Linked DNA regions of Mus musculus: region 1 is linked to region 2. The links are chromatin loops, found by intact Hi-C in ENCODE. Cell type or tissue: left cerebral cortex. All regions are shown on one strand. Links, peaks and the distances in the headings refer to the core of each region. The heading gives the core; the rest is flanking DNA. Region 1 has its middle 47 kb from the start of Gm25562. Region 2 has its middle 20 kb from the start of Zc3h12c.

Region 1 (5,380 bases), core at 213-5,212, 75 kb before region 2:
AACAGACCCTCAAGTCCATCTGTTCTGAGGAGAAGGATGCCTTTAGATACTGAGTCTAGTTGCAAAGATTCCAAGCTGTTGTTTGTCTTCAAAGACGGGGATCTTAACACACAGTACTTCATCCATGAACCAGGTAAACCCACCAAAGCAGAGAGGCCTGGGACTCCTGTGGGGTGATGTTCAGCTATTGTTGATATGATGTAACCTGAGTATATCCTTCCCACAGACCACCAGGAAGAATATTTGGTTCATGAAGGATGGGCTTCAGACCCTCAGAAGGAGCCCTTTTGTCTAAAGCTATGCAGCAAAAAGATAAAGAGGTTCTGGCTCCTGAAGGGAGACCTAGACAAACTCTGTGTGCCTTGTCCCCTGCCCAACCCCACCTCCAAGAATTAGCACATGATCTGGAAATAATCATCTCAACAACATGTTTTAAGAAATATCTACATGCTTGGCTTTAGACGACTGACTTCTTGGAGCACAGTTTCGGGAGTTTTCCCTCAGGTCCGAGAGTAAACCAAGGGACTAGGTTGGCCTCAGTGCTACACATCCAGGGATTGTCAGGCAAGAGTGTATAGGCTGATCCACAGCAGAGTCCCATCAAGCTGAGAAGAAAGTAGAGACACATGCAGTAGAATGAGTCTTTAATGTTCTTTCCAGTCCTTCTTAAGTCATTTTTACATTGATTGGTATAATCCCCTTCCACTTGACAGCTTTAAAATGGTATCTCCTTTGGTGATAAATATAGGTTAGATAAAAATTTAACTTTCATTATTATTATTATTATTATTATTATTATTATTATTATTATTATTATTATTATCTATGTTTGTTTGTGTACATGTGAGTATGTGCATATGAACCCTGGTGCCTGTGGAAGTCACAAGCGAGAGTTACAGGCATTTATGAACCATTGGGTGTTGGGAACTAAACTCTGGTTCTCGTCAAGAGTAGTGTGCCCTATTAACTAACTACTGAGCCATCTCCTAGCCCCCCATTTTTATTTTTTTAAATATGCTTCCTGAGGAAATTAGACCCTGACAACCCTACAACTCCCAACTGAATCTGAAAACGCAAAAATATGCGGTAGAACCACTCTGTGAACTCAAACAGGCTTTTCTTTCTTAAGTGCTAAAGACTACCTAAATTATATATGATATAACGCAGTCTCTGCAATCACCTCTTTCTCTTTGCAAATGAACTCTGGCCAGTGAGCCAGTGGTGAAGTCATTCAAGTTTCCAGACTCACTGTGGAAGGAGGTCCGTGGCTACACTGTGAAGCCTCACTATGGGATCCTGGACGGACAACTCTCTGGCCAAGTGTTGCTGAGCCTGATGCTCCCTAACTGTCTTTAAACACTGATGAATTCTGTCCTCAAGTTGCCGACTGGTAACATAAGCTTGAGTTCTTGGTCCCCACATAAACTCATTTTAATCCAATGTCAGTTCAAGAGAAAAAGTCTCAGATACATGTTTAACAATGATCACAAACCTTAATAAATTTGGCTGGAATCTGTCTTCAATTTTCACTTTAAAAAAGAAGGAGGAGGAGGAGGAGGAGAGAGGGGGGGGAGAGAGAGAGAGAGAGAGGAAGGAAGGAAGGAAGGAAGGAAGGAAGGAAGGAAGGAAGGAAGGAAGGAAGGACGAACGAACCGGGGGTTATAATTTCACCAGTATCAGATCTCAGGAAGACAGGGTCCATCTGTACATATATCATGCTTTGAGCTTCCGAATTTTTTAAATGATTTCTGTTATCTTTATCTTTTGCCACTTAGGATGTTAGTGAATCTACTGTACACTGAAGTGGAGCTTGACCATTTAGTTATTTGAGGTGGCTCGGTTAAGACCTGAGATTTACTGCTTTCCACTCGGACATGGGATAGGAAACTTGGGTCTGTCTGACAGGATTATCTGAACCAGAATCTTGACTGGAAATTGTTTCAGGCTGTGTTCTTTCCAGCAGCCTCTCACATCCTAAGACTCAGAGCCACCTCTTGTTAAATATAGGCTTTGTAAGTGGTTAAAATGGATCAGGTATGAAGTTCCAAAAAGTGCTACTCTTGGTTTTTCTTACACAATGTGCCATTGTGGTACTTGGTCCCTCAAGAATCAAAGCAGGATGATCCTAAGTCCAAGGTCATCCTCAGCTACATAATAAGTTTAAGGTCAGGCTAGACCACACATGAGACCTTGCCTCAAGACCAAAAAAAAAAAAAAAAGGTTGCAAGGAGACAGCACATTTTAATTTTAAATGAACTTATTCTTGATGTCTTTGCTGCTTTTAACACTGAGAGAAACACCTGGGGCGGGATGGGGAGAGCAGGGGTCACAGCCTGCTCCTCAGACTTCTGCAGAGGTACAGCAGTAATTCCAGAGAAAACCCAGGATATCGAACAAGAAGCCCAGGCGGGCGGGCTCAGCTTCAATTTGGCTTTGTTGTCGCTTTAACCAAGCAGTCCCCTGAGCCCCCACTTGAGAGCTGATTCACTGCTGACTCAGGTTTATAAATACCACTCCTTGAATCACTTGGAGTTTTCTTTAGTGTGGTTCCCTATCTCCATCTCGGCGTTTCAATTAAGCCTGACCCTGCAGAGGAACTGATATCTGACAAGTTCACTTCCCACATTAGTGAGGCTGCTAAGACTCTCTGACGTTCATGATGCGCTTATAAGAAAGAACATGCTAAAAATAGGCCTAATGTATTCTTGCTCGACTCACTAAATAACTGATGTAAAAGACAGCAGGCTACGCGCATCAGCTTTCTCTAGCGGCTCACTAAATGTCAGAAGAAACGGAAATATTCCAAATAAAGATAGCACTCTAATTCCTTACAAGGTAAGTTAGAAAGCTTACTTTTACTGAGGCAGGGGGACTACTGTCTGGGGTTGGAGAGATGTCTCAGCAGTTCAGAATGCTGATTACTTTTGCCGAGTTCCCGAGTTCCAGTGCCCACATGGCATCTCACAACCCTCTCTTAACTCCAGCTCCCAGGGGATCAGATGCCCTCTTCTGTTCTCCACGGGCACTTCATGTACAATGTACACACAAACTCACACAAGCACACACATACATATTTAAAACAACAACAACACCAAAACCCGCTTTCAAGAGATGACAGATGTTCAAAATCTGAACCTTACTTGGTGGGATGATTTAGAGCTACTAGTTTGAAAGGCAGCTAAGGTGTCATGTTGAAAGGAACTAAAATGTAGTCCCACGTGAGCGTGAGATCATGTCGGTGAGAGGCTCACAGAGTAGCACTTGAGGAGTTACAGATGTAGTGCACCAGGAGTCAACAGAGTCAGGGCATCAGCCAAGCTAACAATGACAGCAGCAAGGTCATTCAAAAGTCCTCTCCATTTGCCCTTGTATTCACAGTAGACTTTACCTTTCCAATTAGACATGACATCTCTTTGCTTCTAGTGGCTGTTTATTACAAGATGAATGCAGTGAAATACCAAATAGTGTCCTCAAGGCCACAGAAAGGCCAGAAAGATGGACTCTGTCTACTGTCATCTACAAAAGAAATTGAGTCTTTAAGAGAACAAGAGGCAAGAGGTGTGGCCAGCACGCACCCTGTGACCAATGACAGGGCAGTCTCATACTCTGGACTCAATGCAGTGGCTTCTCTTTCCTTCCTCAGGGTCACCAAGAGCTGCTGTGGTTAGAACAGCAGGACTTACAAAAGGAACACTTTATCTTGGGAGGAGGAGTCCAAGGGACATCTGTATCAATGTCAAGCAGAACTAGCTGAACCCTATCTGCAGTGAGCTAGAAGTAAATTGGCAAAGAAAGCTTTTCAAGGGGCCACGTTGTTTCTGACTCTTAGGATGGAACTGGAACGCAAAATTCATCATTTATGCTAAGTTCTCTATAATCTTTGGAAATTTAAAGAAGCGATGAGCCTGTTTCAAATTTGTCCCTCAAGTAGACAAAAATCAGAAAAGTAAGACACTGTAACAAACTCTCAGTACTGAATATAGGCCACTTCTAACACCCTACCTACTGACAAGAGGATCTGACCCCGGAAGTAAAGGAGAGATGGGTTTAAAAGATCTCACGGAGAGATGCGGCAGTTTTATTATCCTGAAAATGATGCAGAGCTGCCAGACACTGGGCAGGTCTGAACAAAGTTCATCAGACATCCCTGGAATGGGGGTGAGGATGGTGCACACCAGGCAGGTTTGAGGATCCATCCAGGGGCTACAGTGCAGGGCACGAAAAGCAATTCTCTGGTCTATCAGAAACATTGTAGGAGTTAAGCTGCCTGCTTGCGCATGTGGACTTTAGCGGGCTAGAGTCATGCTGACTGCGGTCGGGCTGTCGCTTCTGATTTTCTTATTTAACAAACGGCTTTCTTTCATTTACTGGTCCTAACTGTCTTATCTCTATTCTGTTTTGAATATGGCAAGGAAAGAAAAATGCAGGGAAACTGTGGCCAAAGTGAGGTTCCAGTTCCAGGAAGAATGCATACCAGAGGAAAAACAGACCAGGCTAATCAATTCAAAGGGATTATCCATGTGCAGGCTCTGGAGACATGATCGGAAGACATGCAATTCAAACAGTGATAGCTGTGAACACTGAAACCAAACAGGTCTGTGTGTGTGTGTGTGTGTGTGTGTGTCTGTCTGTCTGTCTGTCTGTATGTGTGTTTGTATGTATGTCTGTGTGTTTGTGTTGTATTTCTCTGCCTGTGTATGTATTTGTGTGTGTCTGTGTATATCCCTGTGTGTGTGTCTATGTACATATCTGTGTGTGTGTATCTGTGTTTGTCTGTGTATATGTGTGTGCATCTGTGTTTGTCTGTGTATATGTGTATGTATATATCTGTGTGTGTGTTTGTCTGTGTGTATATGTGTGTACGTGTGTATCTGTGTGAGTGTGTGTGAGTGTGTGTGTGTGTGTGTGTGTGTGTGTGTGTGTGTGTGTGTGTGAATGTGTGTAAAGTCTCCACTTCCTCACGAATGACTGGCTGCAAAAGGAAACAGGCTGGAATAACACACTACCTCTTAGGGTACACTCACTCTCTAAGGACTTTTCATGGATTAATTTCTTTAAACCTCATAACACAAGAGAGCGCTACCACCCGCTGTTGACATCATTTCAAGTGTTGAATTAATTTACTGCTTCCAGTTTTTATCCTCTGCCTTTACCGTTTACAATTTAGGAAAACAAGTGGCCTTTTCTATTTTGATTGTTTTATTTGTAACAATCTCACTGACTCCCTTTTTGTTTATTCATTGACTTTGCTCTTTGACAATTTCACACAGAAATGCATTCTGTTTACTCTCACTCCCAGCCTTTCCCCACTCCCTCCTTCCCATCATTTTCTGGTCTGATAACCGAATAATCACTCAGAGAAGCATGCCAGGAAATCTAA
Region 2 (5,380 bases), core at 247-5,246:
AAAATATAGATTCACTCCCCAAAACTGATAGCAAGAAGGGGCCCGACTTGCCGGATGCCCAGGGAAAGTTTACTGCTAGACAAGTAGGGTTTGACCTCCTACCTCACCGAAAGGACAGGTTCAGATTAAATTATGTTTCATTGCAATATTAGAACTTCCTCTATACCTGTGAAAATCTTCCTGTATATGCCTCTCTCCTTACCAGGAAGTACAGCTTGGGGTAAGAGGATGATGTAAATGGGGTCTCAGACAGCCTATTTAACTTAGAGCCATAGAAGCATTTTATTTTTATTAGAAATTTTCTTTCAACACTGTTTTACAAGCAAATGAACAGCCTTACCTGGTTGCTGTATAATGGAGACCATGTTAAGTTTCCATCTTTTTCTTTCATTAGCAGATAAATCTATATACTAAACTATCTCCCACAGATAACACTGTGACACTCTGCACATTTAAAACAGAATAATTCTGGATTTTAGAAGTCGTTCCGTCCCTCCCACCCTTTGCCTTTCCTTCAGGTTTCACACTACACTCACGTGACGGCACACTCCCACTCTCCCACTCTTACCCCACCCCACTGAGTGTATACCCAGATATCCAGGAGGCCTCTGAGGTTTACACTTAACAATTAACGAGTCTCTTCCTCTCCTCTCTTACCTTGCCATTCATATCACTAGTTCAGGTTTGTTCTACCATGTGAGCCTCAGCATTTGCTTCGCATTCCCTTCTGACCATCCAGTGAGTGTAGTCTTGTCTACCTACAATATGAGGTTTTCTAGATGACCTTCTAAAACCTGTCACAGATTCTCCACTGGTTAGTGGGCTACCCAGAGCCAAATAGCCATCTTTACCTCTCTCCTTTCTCTCTTCCATGCCTCCCTCTTCCCCCTTTCTGTTTTCACACAATCTATGATTCTGCTCTTCTTTTCCTCTCTAGCCTTTTTCTTTGAATCTCTGTTCCCCAGATCGCCCTGGCTGTTCATCAATGCTGTCCTTGGACACGATCTTGGTTATCTACAACTCATCAGAATACTATTCACCCGTCACAATCTGCCTCAGATTTCCCTTTGCAAACCCTTTGCTCAGGGTTTTCTTTGGGTGTTCTTATCTCCCCAGCTAAACAGCAATGTGAATATTGGGCGATTATTACATCATATTCTTAAACAGCTCCTAATTCTCGAGTCAAACTGCCTAAAGTGTAGATCCTGCGCTCTTGGTTGTCTGCTCTTGGTTATCTGCTGCCTGTAGTTCTGGTGTTGGTTCTCTCTGCAAAGGGAGGGGGGGTTATGGCAGGTTCTCCTCTACACGGGTTTTGGGGGCATTAAACAAGAAAACTCATGAAAAGAATAGTATTTGGAATTTTATAATCATCCAATAACTAGTAGCTTTTACAGCTGATATTCATCTTATCTCCAAAGTACATAACACAGTGCCCCTGATCTTCAGCTATGCTTAATCCACATTCATTGGGATTTGGCTGAGTCAACTGCAGAATAAGAAGGCTGTCCCGGCACTGCATTAAGAATGGAGAAACCTCCTGGTGTCACTAAAGTCATGTCAGAAGGCTGCTACTTACTGTTGTCTGCCAGCCAAATTCTTTCTAAGTCCCTGCCACTCTCTTAGTCCTGCTCCAGAGATCTGTAGGTTTGGCGGAGTGTACAGGGGCAGCTTTCCCAGAGTATTCTATTCTATCCTTCTTGCCAAAAAAAATCTGACCTGCTGCAGAGAGCAGATTGCTAGTCTTCCTGGGGTCTCCAAAGTGATACTAAAACTGTGGCCCACAGACGCCAACCTCCTGTCTGCAATCTTTATTGAACAGGCCCCCAAATTAGTCTGCCAAAAGTAGAGAATAGGCTAAGTAAGACACTCTGCTTTCTTAGGCTCAGAGTGTCCATGGGCATCATGTGAAGGATGCGTTCAGCTGGGACCTCCTCAATACTTAAAGTGCAAAACAGATGTAACGGGGATAGATGTGCTGCTCCACGGAGCTATGAAGGCGGGTTTCGGTTTTGTAAAACGAAAGAAACCTTAAACTATACAGTTTGAGCTTCAATAAGCATCATGAATACTAGAACATTGAGTAGCCAGGGATCCAGGCTTAAATGATCTACGTCCTATTGAAAACAATTCAGAAAAGCAAGAAACAATTCTAATAAAGGTGAAACGTGTAGCCAAAGGCGTCTTAGGCCAGCCCTGAGACAAACACATAGGGATCTTTCCTCTAACCTAAGTTGTATAAACTTTGAGAACTTCGCTAGTCTGACGATAAACTGGATCCTAATAGTTTGCTCACCTGGCTATGGTGACGATTTCATGAGATAAGTAAACTACTGATGATGGATGGCATAGTGTTCCTCCTGTTTCAGAATTAGATGCAGCCTGCAAGGGCAAGAAGTAAGGCTTTGATTTAACATTTCCATAAGCAGGTGAGTAAGAGGTGGGAGCGTTTCTGAGAAGTTGACCTAGATTGCTCTAGGTGTTGTTCACTTCTCTGAAACGGGAACGCTCAGCGCTCAGGGCTATTCACAGGTGTTCACCTCTGTGCACAGGGCTGCCTGCACCCAACCTAAAGTGATCTGTGTTCATCTCGGGTTTAACCTCAATTCCGACGTTGATTGCCATTTCCAGCAAAGCCGGTTTCCTAGCTGAAGGAAGCCCTTCCCAAAGGGTGAATCCCCTACAGCTTCATTTGTTTAAATTCCTTTAGTGGTCTTTATTACGCAGGGTGTGGTGTTTTGTTTGCCCCCACCCCCCATTTCAAGGTATTAATGATAAGTCAACAAACAAGTAACATGCCCCTAGAAAGCAACACTTGGATTTCTTTGGCTGCCCCGGGCATGATCTGGGCTGGTGCAAGGTGGAGATGTTGTGGCCAGCACAAGAGGCGCCGTCAGGGTCAAGGGTGGGACCAGAGTTCTTGCTGGGGAGAGGACTAGGGACCCTACCTAGGGTTGGGCCGGGAGGGGAATGCACGGGCAGGGAGGAGGCTCGGGTAGAGCCCGACAGGTCCCAGCAGCTCCCCTCACCCCTCCCCAAGCCTCCCGGGTTTCCCCCCCTGGCTTAGGGTTTCCTGTTTCAGTTCTCGGCGTTCTCCAGCAGCAGGTGCTGGTTTGCCAAGCTCCGCTCCAGTGGCAGCGAAGGAAGTCAAGAGAGCGGAGGGGAGGAACGCGGTACGCAGTGGCTGCAGCGGCTTGGGGCGGGCGGGCGGGTAAGCGGGCGAGCAAGGCAGAGAGCGAGGAGCGCGGCGGCGGGCGGCGGAGCCCCGGGGCGCCTGAGAGCCGCGGCCCTGGCGTGCAGTCCGCCGGGCGTGCGGGCGAGGCGGCGGCATGGGGGAGCGTCCCGCTCGGCCCGAGCCCTAGCGGCGGCCGCGGCGGCCCGGCGCTAAGGCGAGAGGCGGCCGCCTGGCGGAGGGGGCCCGGGGCCGGCCCGGCTTCCAGAGCATGCCGTGATGGCTGCGGAGAAGACATTGCAGGTGGGTGGCACGGAGGCCCGCGGGGTGTGAGGAGGGTCGGGATGGCCGCGCTAGTCTTTCCTCGCCGCCCTCAGTGCGGTGTGCTCCCGAGCGAGAGGCGCGGGAGGCCCGCGGGGCAGGGGAGGCCGCGCCCGAGAGCGGAGCTCAGGATCCGCCGGAGCCGGAGCCAGAGCGGCCACGCTCAGGGAACTCCAGGCCCAGGCGGCTCCGACCCCCGAGGTCGAGTGGCGCAGCGCCCGCCGCCCCGAACACTGAGCGGGAAAGCCGAGCGCATCCTGCCCGCGGGCGGCGCCAGCCCCCGTGGGGAATTCGACGAGGGGAGGCCGGGCCCGGAGGCCTAGAACGCCGGTCCAGTAGCTCCAGCCCGCCCGAGGGCCAGGGCCAGCGAACATGGAGGCGGGCCCGGGCGCCGCCGAGGGAAACGGACCCACGGCTGTGATCCTGCCGCTCGGACCCTCGCGCGCTCGTGGGGTGAGGCATCACCCGGCATCTCTATCCAGCCCCAGCCATTCGCTTTCATTAGCCATCTCTCCGCCCGTCCTCTGGCGAGTCCTAGGGAAACCAACCTTTCACCCTTCGCCTGATCCCCGTCCTCACCCTCCTGCCCAAAGCCCGCGCCCATTTCAGCTGGGCTCATTTTTAACTCCCTGTGAGCTACAAGGTGTTACTTAACTTGGAGAAATGAATCCCGCTTTTCCTCCCTACACTGTTTTATCATCCTTTATTGTCCCTGAAAATCCTTACAAACAGCGGTTGCTTCCAAGCACTGATTACTCCGGGTCTCCTGCTGCTTTGGGTATCCGTTAACACTGGGGGTTTGTGTTCTCAGTTTTGTGATAAAGAGATGAAGCCGTAATCCACATTTAGGGAAAGTTCTCCTATTGGTTGCAGGACTGTCTTGGAGTATCTCCAGCTCCATCAGACGCTTATTGATTCAGATTTTTTTTTTTAACCGCCTTAGAATAGATGAAGAGATAATTGGGCCTAAGCGTTGTATATTTAGAAATCTGAGAAAGTTGTACAGTTCTTCACTCATTGCCTTATTGAGATTTTCGTCTCTACTTCAAATATAAACAGAAACCAGGAGACAGACGTACCTCACTTTTTTTTTTTTTTTTTTGACTTTCCAAGACCCATTTAAAAAGACTACAGCTAGAAGCAGTGGGACACATGCCTGTGATCCCAGCCCTGGGCTAGTGCAACGGGATCCTAAGTGTGAGGCCAGCCAGGGCTGGAGAAGAGGATGTATCAAACAAAGTCATGGGTACAAGGGCATAACCTAAGTTTATGTAGTCTCTCACATGTATAAGCAATTGATTTTACTTACAGTTTCTTAAATCTTGGTAGTCTCTGACTTCTGAATAGATGGCCCAAGCCCAAGCCCAAGCCCATGCATTTTTCAGACATTTCCTTCTGTTCTTGCACATCAGCAATGTAAATCTATTCACTTGATGGCACCATAAAGATGTCAAAAATAACCTGTTTGATTGAATCTGAATTTATGACTTGAAATATTTGAATATTTTTCTTGAAGAGTTGCTTTTACTTTCATAGTAAGTTGCAATTCTTCTAGTATATGACCATTAAGAAGAGTAAACATGCCTTTATCCCAACATTTGGGAGGCAGAAGCAGGCAGATCTCTTGAATTCCAGGCCAGCTTGGTGTCTATTGCAAGTTCTAGGTTAGTCAGGGCTATAATGGTTGCACCCTTGTCTCCAAAACAAAAGAGGAAACATTATAAACAAATGAGCATTTTCTTTTCTCTTTGCTATGTGGGCTTGAATTGGGGACCTACTGCAGCCAGGGTTCTGAGCACTGACTTGGATCCCATAATCAGGTGATTAACAACAAAGAGATCAATATTTTTTTTAACTTCTATTTAACCATGAAAGTCTAATGGAACTATT

What was found. Hi-C counts contacts between places; a loop is a spot of excess contacts. Peaks named below come from ENCODE experiments on the same cell type or tissue, not always from the same donor. Only the 100,000 strongest peaks of a DNase experiment are listed, where the experiment ranks them.
Region 1: it touches region 2 in a loop (2.4-fold over the local background); 4 of 42 quality-filtered maps call a loop at or near these places.

What each region holds. Positions count from the first base shown.
Region 1 is chr9:52,241,477-52,246,856 of GRCm38, reverse strand. No RefSeq gene overlaps it. Among named protein-coding and RNA genes, the nearest start is that of Gm25562, 47 kb to the left of the region's middle. In left cerebral cortex, for the core only: a CTCF peak has its summit at 3,022 (motif pointing left); DNase peaks (open chromatin) are centred at 2,602 and 5,094; H3K4me3 peaks cover 310 bases; H3K27ac peaks cover 171 bases.
Region 2 is chr9:52,166,594-52,171,973 of GRCm38, reverse strand. It overlaps a transcript of Zc3h12c not described here. Among named protein-coding and RNA genes, the nearest start is that of Zc3h12c, 20 kb to the right of the region's middle. In left cerebral cortex, for the core only: a CTCF peak has its summit at 3,102; DNase peaks (open chromatin) are centred at 3,111, 3,410, 3,739 and 4,236; H3K4me3 peaks cover 2,419 bases; H3K27ac peaks cover 2,100 bases.